2 separate regions of the Homo sapiens genome follow, and region 2 is linked to region 1. Evidence: read pairs that join two places in POLR2A ChIA-PET (ENCODE). Cell type or tissue: PC-3. All regions are shown on one strand. Each heading gives the region's core, and the rest is flanking DNA. Links, peaks and the distances in the headings are about the cores only. Region 1 overlaps PDCD10 (programmed cell death 10). Region 2 has its middle 120 kb from the start of SERPINI1.

Region 1 (6,513 bases), core at 1,090-6,089:
AAATTACATAGTGATCAGACAGAAGTTTATATAGTCTTACTTTGTAGTGTATTTCAATATTCTGCTAAAGAGGAATAAAATGTGTTTCCGGGGCTAGTCATCAAAATGAGCGTATGTTTCATATACAATAACAGTGGCTAGATTCTACAAGTCAAAAGAGTGGGTCTGAAACATGTTGCCTCATGCACCTAGGGAGACAAAAACACAGGGGAGAAGAAGGGAGGGTTTTGCTGGACAAAAAAAGAAAGACCTGCTGATAAATACTGGAAATCTCTATTTTAAAAGGGGGTGGGGGGAGGCGCAACTCCTCAGGTGACTGCTGATGAGTCAGGTTTGAAAACTTGGAGCTAAGGTTTAATGCCTTATTGGAACAGAGCTCTCTGTCAACCAAGGCCATTTATTCCTAAGCCTCTGTTTGGACACGAGGCAAAAGACTGTTAAATGCCTACCAAATTGTAGAAAAAATGTTCTCTAGAAACAATCTGCAGCAATGTATGTCAAATATTATGTTATCCATATGTACACAGAAAAGTATTTTCATTTATGGCACCAAGGTGTGCACATAGAGAAGCTAAATTATATTAGTAACTACCAGAGAGTTTGTTTCCTACGAGAGAAAATACCAGGACAAAAAAACCACTATAGACAATTAACCAGATAAAGAACTGAGAAAAAACTTGAGGGTAAAATAAATATCGCATAACTAATGAATGCGGCTTGGTGCAGATGAATTCTGTGATAAGAGGCAGATAGTATGAGTAGAAGGAGAAGGAACTTAGCAATTTGCACCAACCTAATAGCGCAGCTTTGCGAAACATTACACTGAAAGGCAAAGGCTTCAGATGAAACGTAAACATACATCTTATCAAAAAACTGCAATAGAAAAGTAGAGTTTCTAATCATGCCACCCAAATTTGCATGATACGCATTTATGCAAATGCACTAATGAAAGGGAATCCCTGTGCTTTATGTTGAGTTTGGTTTAGACTGGAAAACTCTGAAAAAATCTATTCTGAACCCTTCATGAAAACTCCTAACTTAAAACAAATAAACCTTGCTGAATTTTAGCCTAAGAATATGCAAATGCAGATTACAAACAGTAAATAAATGCCTGGCTTTTTTATTTTGGTCTGTTAAATCACGAGTCTCCACTAGTTTTCCATTAGTTGAGATGTATTGGACTTCAAAAAAAATACAAATTAATTTTATAACATATTTGCATAGCTCAAATGTACTCAGGCACACACATTCATTGATCAAAAGGCCTTTTGAAATATTTGCTGGATCATTTTTCCTTATCAACTCCATTGAGAAAAGGGAGGAAAATCCTCATTTCACAATGTTATTATAGCATGTACTGTTGAATGTATGCTAGGTTCTGTGCTAGGCACTTCATGTACATCATTTCTTTCAATTCTCACAAGTCATTACCCTCATTTTCAGAGGCACAAACTAAAATGACAGAAGTTAAGCAACTTATATCCAAGGTTACATAGCTAAATGTTGGAACACAGATTCAAATCTAGGTCTGCTAATATATTCAAAATTGCCTGAATATTTATTAGCTGTCAGGATTCTTTTTTACTTGTACTTTGATACAATCTATAGCATCACCTATAGTACTTGGTGTAATATGTATATGACATATGCTTATTGAAAAATGTTGCTAAAATGAATAAAGGGGATAACTACCTTAGATATAAGAAAGTAAAATATTGGAGAAACGCCTGAAGAAGAAATCATTTTCTATTTTAGTGCAATTTTATCCACTAATTTGTCAATTAATAATGGTAAGAACATACATGAAAATGTACCAATATATGACAGTGATACAAATAATTATACTTTAGCCTATCTATGCTATTCATATGTGGTTGAATTTTAGTCTCAGAAATAACATACATATCAACAAACTTGCCAGGGCAAATTATCCCTCCTCAAATGGTTAGGAAGTAAATTTTCATTGCCACCATTACTCTTAATTCAATTGTGCTAAATTAGTACACTCTAGAAAACAGAACTGAAGTATTATTACTCCCTCATAAAGAAAACAACACCCTAAAGAAAGCCTCTGTCAATGACTATAGACAAGACTCTTAAGCTCAATTTCCTTATGACTAAAATGTGCTGCTAATAATGTGGTTTTCAAACCGCAGCTCCCTAGAGTCACAGACGGTTTAGCAGAGATGTCTCAGGGACTCTGTAGGGGGAAAGAGGATGTCAAAGTGACAGGATGAGAGCTCTGGGCCTACATTTCTATGCCAGTTTCAACCACAATACTGTTATCTCTCTCACGTACTGGCATTCTATGTTAAAATATCCTTTTTCACATTTCTTTCAAATGGCAGAAACTCTATTTTTCAATCTCCAGATTACATCAACATTGGAAGTCTGTGATTGGGAAACAGCAGTGAACACCTGGCATTAGATTGCCTGGGTTCAAATCCAGCTCTACCACTTAATAGGTAAGTTCTGTGGCCTTACCTAATTTTCTGTGCCTGCTTCAATTTCCTCACTTGTTACTGGGTTGTTGTGATAAGTAAATAAATGTAAAGTGATTAAAATAGTGCTTAGCATATAATAAGTCCTATATAAATGATTGTTATTAAGATGACATTGATTATATAAACCTACTTCGATGATCTGAAGCAAAATCTGCTGCAAATATTATTTTAAATGTCAAATCTTCATAGAAATGTGTCATGGCTCATCAACAAGTACACGATTATCAAAGCAAATGAAAACTTACCAAATTATTTCAAAACTTTAGAAATAAATAGTCTAAACAACTAAGTTTGGGATCACTGACAATTTATCCTTTTACAGGCCAAACATGTTTACTTTAACTATACAGGGCGAGTATCCCTTAAACAAAATGCTTGAGACCAGAAGTCTTTAGACCTGGGGATGAGGCCCAAGTATAAACATGAAATTCATTTATGTTTCATAAAGTGCATCCATATATGCATACATTTTGTGCATACAACAAAGTTTTGATTGTGTTTTGACTACAACCCATCCATCACATGAGGTCAGACGTGGAATTTTCCACTTATGGTGTCATGTCACGGTGCTCAAAAAGTTTTGGATTTTGGAGCATTTAGAATTTGATATTCAAATTAGGGATGCTCAACTTGTACCAGATTAAAAATAAAACTCCATGAACAGTTGATTATCTTCCTCCTTCACATATTAAAAGTAGAAAAGGAAGCTGGGGCTTTCCCATAGGAAAGGTAAAATACAAAACCCTTAGGCCAGGCGTGTTGGCTCACACCTGTAATCCCAGCACTTTGGGAGGCCAAGGCAGGCGGATCACAAGGTCAAGAGATCGAGACCATCCTGGCTAACACAGTGAAACCCCATCTCTACTAAAAATACAAAAAATTAGCCAGGCATGGTGGCGGGCGCCTGTAGTCCCAGCTACGCTGGAGGCTGAGGAAGGAGAGTGGCATGAACCCGGGAGGCAGAGTTTGCAGTGAGCCGAGATGGCGCCACTGCACTCCAGCCTGGGCGACAGAGCAAGACTCCGTCTCAAAAACAAAACAAACAAACAAAACAAACAAAAAAACCCTTAGTGTTTGTCCCTTGTGACACAGATTTTGGCTATTCAATTAAAAGCCTTTTTTATATTCCTGGCCCTTAATTATTGTCAAAGAGTAGGGTCATTCCTTGATAGCTGGGTTGCATACCTATCACGAACCATTATTTTCTATGGGACATATTCCTCTCTTTATGTGACTCAAAAGAGAGTATCCAAACTAGCTAGGTATCCAAACAAGCTAAAATAGCATTTCTCAATGTGAATGACAAAGAATACTATTTTCAAAAGATGAATGTTTTCTTTTTCTTTCATAATTGAGATTTCATCAGTTGTGTTGAGGATCAGTACACAGACATTTCAACTTGTACATAATTCTGAACATATGTACTGCAAAATCTAAAAAGCCACGTATCATTATTATTCTCTAAAGTTATTCCAGTGACTTTCCAGCTTACAACTGAGGCAAAATTACCTTAAAAGGCTATCAAGTACCAGTACCTTCAAATGTTGATAAGCTGTCACATACGTCCCACCAATTCACAATTTAATAGCATATACACTATATACTTTAATCTTTCACAGCACATTAACAAAGTTATTAGAAAAACAGGACTACCATGACCAAAGATGTTACAGAGTGCACACAATTCTGATAGGTAGAGCCAGGCTCAAGGAGTGGTTTGCCCAAGGAAACAATTCCACTAAAAAACAACATGAAGAGTAGAAGTAATTTAAGGCCAGGTGTGGTGGCTCACTCCTGTAATCCCAACACTTTGGGAGGCCAAGGCAGGAGGATCACTTGAGCTCAGAGGTTAGAGACCAGCTTGGGCAATGTAGGGAGATGTGGTTATCTACTAAAAATTAAAAAAAAAAAAAAGAAATTAGCTTGGTGTGGTGTTGTACACCAGTAGTCCTAGCTACTCTGGAGGCTGAGGTGGAAGGACTGCTTGAGCCCAGGAGGTTGAGGGTGCAGTAAGTTATGATCATGCCACTGCAGTCCAGCCTGGGTGACAGAGTGAAGTAATTAAAAATGTTCAAGACATGAAATGCAGGACTGCGACTCCACTTTGCCATTTAGTATGCTTTATATTATGGGATATAAAAACTAACCACCCATCTATGGAATGTTAAGCTGACACCCATAACAGTCAAGGCTTCCCATAATTCAATATCCAACATTATTTTCCCATTGTACCAAAAAATAACCAGCAAATTAAATTATTTCACCTCTTTAAAAAAAAAAGCATTTACACTTAAAAAATGGAATGCAGTGGAATTCCCTCCTTAAATGTTTCTAGAGCTATTAAAAAACATTAGAGCTACTAAAAAACATGCATTTACAACATAGTTGATAAAAATATTCTCCTGGATTATGTAAGAAGAGAGACGGGGAACCACTGATAAGACATGGTATGCGATATTAATCAGACTGGGCTTCTTTCTCTCCTGCTTCAGAGGCTGGACTCTCTTCAGTTTTAGTTTTTCTGTTTTCTGCAGGTAAATCTTTATTCTTAGCTACTTTGGCTTGTTTTCACTTTCCTACTCTTTTCTCTTTTGTTTGCACTTTTTTGCCTGAAGATTTATCTTTTCCTGCTACCTTTTGGGGCTTCAATTTCCACTACTGAAAGAGCAGGTTTAGCTGACAACCACATCAATCTCCTTTTGGGATCTTCCCTCACTGTCCCATCAGCTGAGCTGACCGTCCTCTTGGGCATCCTGGAAGTGGGGAAGGCGCATATCAGATGCATGTGGGCCATGGCATGCTGAGGGCCTTCACAAAGCTGGGCTGCCTGGCTGCTGCCACTCCTCCCACTGCCCAAACTCCAAAAGATGAATGTTACTATTTATTCCAAGTGAGTCTCCTTAGGTTCTTCAAAGTTACCACATATGTCACAGCCTCTTCCAGAAAAAGACCTGCGCTAAATCTTTTCTCCCCAGCAATATCTACCTATGGTTTCACCAAAACCATGCATTGATAGTGACACTGCAAGTATTCCCAGCTTTCTTTGTTTTTTATCCACTGAGGCTGAAGAAAATTATCAGACTTTCTAGTTTAAAGATACTTATGTAGGGATTATGTTTTCACTCAATCCCCTACCCTCTCACCCTTCACTGTACTCCAGAAGAGTGTCCCTGGTCTGAGAACTACTGCTCTAGGATGACCCTTCTTGCTGCTGCTCACCAGCCAGCCTTCTGGCCCCATGAGTATTCTTGGTCTTATTTAACCTATATCCCCCAAAGGCAAGGATTTAGAGGCTATTTGGTCAGTCTTAGAAAACACTACTCATGCCTAAGAGTACGTTACTTACCTTAATGACTGCTGCTATTTCTGAAATAAAAATTATTTTGGTATATCTTACTACCAATCTCTAGGATATATCCAGTTTCTCTATTCATTTATCTGACATTTATATCTTCCCATCATTTATGTAGTTCAAACTACATTCCAGTTTATGCACATTTCATTGTTGTTTTAAAATTAAACATTCTAAAAAATGCTGTACTCTGAAACCAAACGCCATAAAGTTAATAAAATGTGGTATTTAAAAATTTGAGATTTTATTTCAAATAAGCATTTCAAGTTAGTCATACCAAAATTAAAAAATGTAGATGAGTAGTTCCTCGGAAGTACTTTTAAGAAAAGAAGAAACAAAACAAATAATTGCTTACTTGATTGTCTGCAGAAACCTCACTCTGTCATTGATCTCATCTGGGATCTTACTGAGAATTTGTTTAAGTGCTCGTGCCTTTTCGTTTAGGTCTTGGAATTCTGGCTCTGGTCGTTCAATCATATACTCTGATAAAATAAATACATAATAAAAAACATCCTGCGACTCTCTGCCAAATTCATCACATCTAAGAATTTCCAATGTTGGTCAAAGGCAGGTGAGGGAGGTGAAAGGCCAGATAATTAGGAAAGACAAGGTTGCAAAGCAGAATTCATTAGCGTTTGACTTAGTCCAGTAACAACA
Region 2 (6,513 bases), core at 1,034-6,033, 160 kb after region 1:
TTGTCACGAGAACATTATAAAACCTCTCTTCTAGGTTGGGCACAGTGGCTCATGCCTGTAACTCCAGCACTTTGGGAGGTCAAGGCAGGGTCACATGAGGCCAGGAGTTCAAGACCAGCAGGCAAGGAGTTTGAGACCAGTCTGGTCAACAAAGTAAGACCTTGTCTCTAAAAAAAAAAAAAAAAAAAAAAGCCTGGGTTGGGCATGGTGGCACATGCTTGTAGTCCCTGTTACTGCTACTCCAGAGGCAGAGGCAGAGGCAGAGGCAGGAGGATTGCTTGAGCCCAGGAGTTCAAGGTTGCAGTGAGCTATGATCACACCACTGCACTCCAGCCTGGACAACAGAGCGAGATCCTGTCTCCCAAAAAACAAGCAAGCAAAACAAACATACAAAAACAAAACTTCTCGTAACTATTTTGAAATATACAATCTGTTATTATTAACTGTAAGTCATTCTACTATTCAATAAAAAAACAGAACTTATTTCGATCTAACTGAGGCTTTATACCCTCTGACCAGTTTTTCACCATCTCCCCTCTCCTAACCCTCCACATCCTCTGGTAACCACTATTCTACACTCTCTACTTTATGAGAACAACTTTTTATATTCACTTGTGAATGTGATCATATGGTATTTGCTTGGCTTATTTTACTCTACTTAATATCCCCCAGGTTTATCCACGCTGCCACAAATGACAGGATCTCATTCTTTTTTGTGGCTGAATAGTATTCCATTTTGTATTATGCCACACGTTCTTTCTTCATCTGTTGATAAATATTTAGGTTGGCTACTGTGAATAGTGCTGCAATAAACAGAGGCAGATATCCCTTGAATGTACATTTCCCCCCCGCCCTTTGTATACATACCCAAAGGAATGCTGGGATAGCCAGATCACATGGTTGTACTATTTTTAATTTTTATAGGAAATAATCATACTTTTTTTTTCCTTTTTTTTTTTTGAGACAGAGTCTCGCTCTGTCGCCTAGGCTGGAGTGCAGTGGCGTGATCTCGGCTCACTGCAAGCTCCGCCTCCTGGGTCCATGCCATTCTCCTGCCTCAGCCTCCCAAGTAGCTGGGACTACAGGCGCCCACCACCATGCCCGGCTAATTTTTTTTTTGTATTTTTAGTAGAGATGGGGTTTCACCATGTTAGCCAGGATGGTCTCGATCTCCTGACCTCGTGATCCTCCTGTCTCGGCCTCCCAAAGTGCTGGGACCACAGGTGTGAGCCACCACACCCAGCCCATACTGTTTTTTCATAATGGACGTACTAATTTACATTCCCACCAGCAGTGTGTAAGGGTTCTCTTTTTTCCAGAACCTCATCAACACTTGTTATCATTTGAGTTTTTGATAGTAACCATTCTGACTGGAGTGAGGTGGTATCTCATTGTAATTTTGATTTGCATTTTCCTGATGATTAGTGATGTTGAGCATTTTTTCATAGATCTCTTGGCCATTTGCCTGTCTTCTTTTAAGAAATGTATATTCAGGTCTTTTGCTCATTTTTTAATTGGGTTATTTGTTTTTTGTTGTTATACAGTAGTTTTAGTTTCTTATATATTTTGGATATTGTTTATAAATGTTCTATTCTCTTTCCAAACTCAAAAGAATTTATTTTTCCACAAAAATATATTTCTAGTACATTTTAAACAGATTTTAGGAATAAGTTTTCCTAGCATTTACATTGTATTAAAAATTTCAGTGCAATCTAATATGAGCTGTTGATTTTTCTTATTTTTACTGCTCTTAAAAATCCCAGCCTAGTGAAGAAAAGCATTCTGGGACATGATATATTAATTCCTGTCATTTAAAATTGTTTTACTTACAATTCCAGGAATTTGAATTTATAAGCAAAATAATTACATGATACCATGCACAAAGACTTAGCCAATTCTTACTCTTTGCTGGCTAAAATCTTAATAGGAAACCATGAGACTGGAATATATTATTTTTGATTTAAGCTTCTGCATGTTATCATCCAAGTTATTAAAATGTCAGTTTTATGTCTACATGTCTTATTCCTCCTTAGGTCAGTGAAAATGAATAAAAATTCAACATGATCACAACTTATTCTTATCCTCTTGCTCACCTATGTATAATGAGTACTTGCATTTCTTACATTTCCCCTTCTCAAATTACATGAAAAAAACAGTTACTGCCATAGGAGAAAGAATATGTATAATGTATATTTTATTAGATAAGCCTCCTTGAGTCTTAAGATTTGCATCTATTGTATTATTTAATTAATTGAGCTGTAAATATGTATAATGTGAAGCTGATAGAAATTTATGGGTGATTTCATTTAATTTTCCCCAAAGAACATGTTTCAGCCCCTATCTTTTTCAGTCTCTAGAAAATTCAACAGCAACTTCACATTATAGGAATTTTAATATGCACAAACATAGAGAGAATAGTAGGAATGAACTACCATGTGTCCACTACTAAATTTCACTTACAATAATTTTCCACATTTTACTGCTTTTGTCTCAGTAGCCTTTGATACGGTGATATCTCTTTCTTTTTCTTCTGATAACACATTCCCCTTCCTAGTTTGCTTACTACCCTCTGTCTGCTCCTTCATGAGCCCCTTCTCTTGTCTTTAAATTGTCATTTTCCCCTTGAACTCAACCACTGCCATGGGTTTATCTACCATCTTTGGCCAACTCCTAAATTCTCATGTACTGCTCAGATAGCTTTTCTGAGGAATATCAAACTCAATATGACCAAACAAGAACACATTAGCTTTCATATTCTCTTCAACCCAGCTCTGCTTTCAGTATATCAAGAAATGATCTATCACTCAATTTTTTATAGAGATTAGACATATGATCCTTGATGGTCCTGTATTTCACAATAAATCATCAAGTTAGTCAATTTAGTCTTAGTGTCCTTAACCCTTTTAAAATGTGCCTATGTCCTTCCAACTGTATTGTCAAACTCTAGATCAGCATTGTCCAATAAATATAATGCAATCCATACATGAGAGTAGCACATATAATCTTAAAGTTTCCAATAATTACATTTTAAAAAGTGAAAAACAGATAAAATCAAATTTAATAAGATATCTTATTAAGATATCAGCATATCCAAAATATTGTCATTTTAACATGTCATCAATGAAAAAAGTTAGTAATTAGATATTTTACTTTTTTCTTATTAAATCTTTGGAATCTGGTATGTATTTTATACTTAAAGCACAACTTTATTTGGACAGGACACATTTTAAGGACTCAATAGCCACAGGTAGCTAGTGTCTACAATATTGGACAGAGCAGCTCTAGTCCAAGTTGCAACCACCTCTTGTTGTGTCTGTTAATGGGTTTCACACATCCCCACCTGGGCCAGTTTCAATTCATTCTTCCCAGGCAGCTAGAGTAATTTTTTTTTCAATCCCACTGTGCTCTAATGGCTACCAGCTTAAATCTTTCAGTGATTTTTCACTTTTCTCTTTGGCTAAAGTCTGTACATAACCTATAACATCTTTTGTGATCTGACTGCACTTTATCTCTCCAATTTGTATAGCGCACAAGGCTTATTCTCATCTCACAGCTTAAAGCTTAAAATATTTTTGTTCCTATCCATCCTTATTCTTTGCTTAAGTACCACTTAAATGTTTCCTTGAGATCCATTTCCACTCTTCTATCCCAGAGCAGGTTACGATTCCAATTACTTAGTATTACTGCACAGACTGCTTTTTCTTCACAGGAGAAATTATTTGAGTTATTAATTATTTAATGTGGGCCTACCATTCCAGACTACTAGTAACTCTTATTCATCTACACAAAGAACAGTGTTTGATATTAAATAAATATTTACTGAATGTATGAATTTGGTCCTCTCAACATTATTCACATGAGAAAAAGCCAAGGTTACCAAGATAGGCATAGACCAATCATGAGTCATGGGCCTGGGCTAGGCAAGGGACTCTATGTTTGAGCACAAAGCTACCTCATTCTTCCACAAAATTAATGTTGTGTTAGCAAGAAACACGGGGAGGAGGTGGCTATTGTGTAGGCCACTAACACTGTCTACCAGAATTTCCAATTTATCATTGTGATAGACTGCTTATCTACTTTGACTTAAATCAGCCCCAAGAAAAGCAAGGCAGAACCATCTGGAGATACACTTGTGGATGAAGGAGTTTTGTTTTTAAACTATAAAAGTAAAGGAGAGGAAACATTATTAACTAGGATTCACAAACTCTCCTGTACCAACTCATTTGGCTTTCCCAACAATTGTGACAACCTAACTACGTTGGTGTTACTATCATCAGCCATAATTGACAAAGGAGAAATCACAAATCAGAAAGGTTAAGTGATTTTGTCCAAAGGCACTTGGTAATCATATGTTAGGATTTGCAGAAGGACATATGTGTTCTGATTTCCAAATCGAAACTCTTTTCCCTTCACGAGTGGTACTTAAGAGTATCGGCATCACCTGGGAGCTTGTTAGAGAAAAGCAAATTCTCAGGCACCACCTCAGACTTAATAAATTAGACTCTCTGGGAGTTTGCCCAGTAACCTGTGTTTAACAAGCCCTCTAGGTGATTCCTTTGCACACTAAAGCTTGAGAACTGCTGCATTACACACTACTACCCACACTCCTTTCTGCTAAATTGATCACTTTTTTTTTCTGGTTGTTATATGGTTCAGCAGAAAAAGCAAAGTACTGCATTTTGCTGAAGTTCAACTCAGGAGTCCCTTTTGGCCATTTGGGAACATATAAAAAGTCAAATTTGTCTTTGCCTTAACTCTAGATTCAAAGGGCCCTTGAATTTTGGGATCCATGCATTGGGCCCCATTTTCAAGGTTACATTCTTGAATCAAACGAGCAGTGGCCAGTTATTCCTATATACAGCCTGAGTACACAAAGGGAAATAGGGTGAATCTGCAACTCATAGAATTTATTTTTATATACTTAATAATGAGTCATACTGTACTCTCTCCTCTGCCAAAATGAGAGCCCTTTGCTCTCTATTTCTCATACACTTCTGTGATCCGAATGTTTTACCACAAAACCTTCAGTATTTTCTCCTTTCTGAAAAAATAAACAAAAAATTTCAGTAACTAATAAACATCTCTGACAAAGATGCTCTAATTTTAGCATATAATACATTTGTCTTCTTTCAAATTTGATTCTGTCTTTTACTACGTTTTCAGTACTACAGTAATTCTAACCCATAAATAATGGGCCTATCCCTGCATACTGTCTATTTTCCACATTTCTGCCCTCTTCGTGAGAATGAAAGGATTAATAGACCCAAGGTTCATTTCAGGCCCAATTGCAGGCTGATACATCAGCAACGTCTGTCTCTCCCAGTTTTGGGAACCTGGCATTCTCAGTCAGTAACCACCTGGATAACTACAGATTTCTGCTTCTTCTTGGTTTTGTCAGAGTTCTATAGTCACACTTTACTATATTGTTGTCCCCCAGGAGCAAATCTTACATTGGACATATTATTTCCTAATAAAATTTGCTTGTACACAAGGAGAAAGCATTGTGCTGACTTTGAAGTCAGGCCAAATTCTATGGCTGATGACCTGAGCAAGCTGCTTACTTCTCTGTTCAGTTCCCCATCTATAAAATGGGTATAATTCAGTGGTTCTCAAATTCTAGGCTACATTGGCATTATTACCTGGAGGTCGTGTAAAAAGAGAAAGCAGGCCAGGTGCAGTGGCTCATGCCTGTAATCCCAGCACCTAGGGAGGCCGAGGTGGGCAGATCACAAGGTCAGGAGTTCGAGAACAGCCTGGACAATATGGTGAAACCCCGTCTCTACTAAAACTACAAAAATTAGCTGGGCATGGTGGCAGGCGCCTGTAATCCCAGCTACTTGGGAGGCTGAGGCAGGAGAATCGCTTGAACCTGGGAGGCGGTGGCTGCAGTGAGCCAAGATCACGCCACTGCACTCCAGCCTCGGTGACAGAGAGAGACTCTGTCTCAAAAAATAAATAAATAAATAAAAGAAAGCAGACTGCAGGGCCCTCCACAGATTTTCTGATTCAATGGGTCTATGACGTGACCCAATAATTTCATTTCTAAAAAGGTAGCTCAGGTGATGGCAGATGCTGCTTGTTTAGAGACCACACATTGAGACTCACTGGCATAATGTTACTAGGATTAGAAACACTACCTGCAATGTTCCCAATTCCAAGTATCCGCCTAATAACTATTAGTCCTCTGTTTTCCACTTCCATTCCACGTCTCCTAAAAGGAAAGGAAATAGATGACAAAAATAAATTGATGACATTGGATTTAAATGTAATACAAGCTAAATGTAATTATTGTTGGACAAGCCTTTCTGGAAGTAAACCAAAAGAGTATTTCTGAAGAAGTAAATGAAAGGAAATATTTTAGATAAGTGAACATTTAGAAGCTAATGACTAGCACTAGTAAAGGCATCAGGCAAAGGGAAGGCCTATATACTGTTAGCAGAAAAATAAACATATACGTAATTTTGGAGAGCTATTTGGTAGTACCCACCAAAATGTGACCCAGCAATTTCACTT

What was found. ChIA-PET counts read pairs that join two places held together with the same protein. Peaks named below come from ENCODE experiments on the same cell type or tissue, not always from the same donor. Only the 100,000 strongest peaks of a DNase experiment are listed, where the experiment ranks them.
Region 2: POLR2A ChIA-PET joins it to region 1 with 5 read pairs; 3 of 35 experiments call an interaction of 5 or more read pairs at or near these places.

The regions. Positions count from the first base shown.
Region 1 is chr3:167,689,385-167,695,897 of GRCh38, forward strand. PDCD10 (programmed cell death 10) reads right to left here. Exons shown (of 9, transcript NM_007217.4): 6 at 6,212-6,338. It also overlaps the pseudogene HMGN1P8. Among named protein-coding and RNA genes, the nearest start is that of WDR49, 39 kb to the left of the region's middle. RefSeq lists a silencer at 2,153-2,292. In PC-3, for the core only: no CTCF peak of the experiment used is centred there; no DNase peak of the experiment used is centred there.
Region 2 is chr3:167,847,472-167,853,984 of GRCh38, forward strand. No RefSeq gene overlaps it. Among named protein-coding and RNA genes, the nearest start is that of SERPINI1, 120 kb to the left of the region's middle. In PC-3, for the core only: no CTCF peak of the experiment used is centred there; DNase peaks (open chromatin) are centred at 3,910 and 4,920; H3K4me3 peaks cover 1,070 bases; H3K27ac peaks cover 3,139 bases.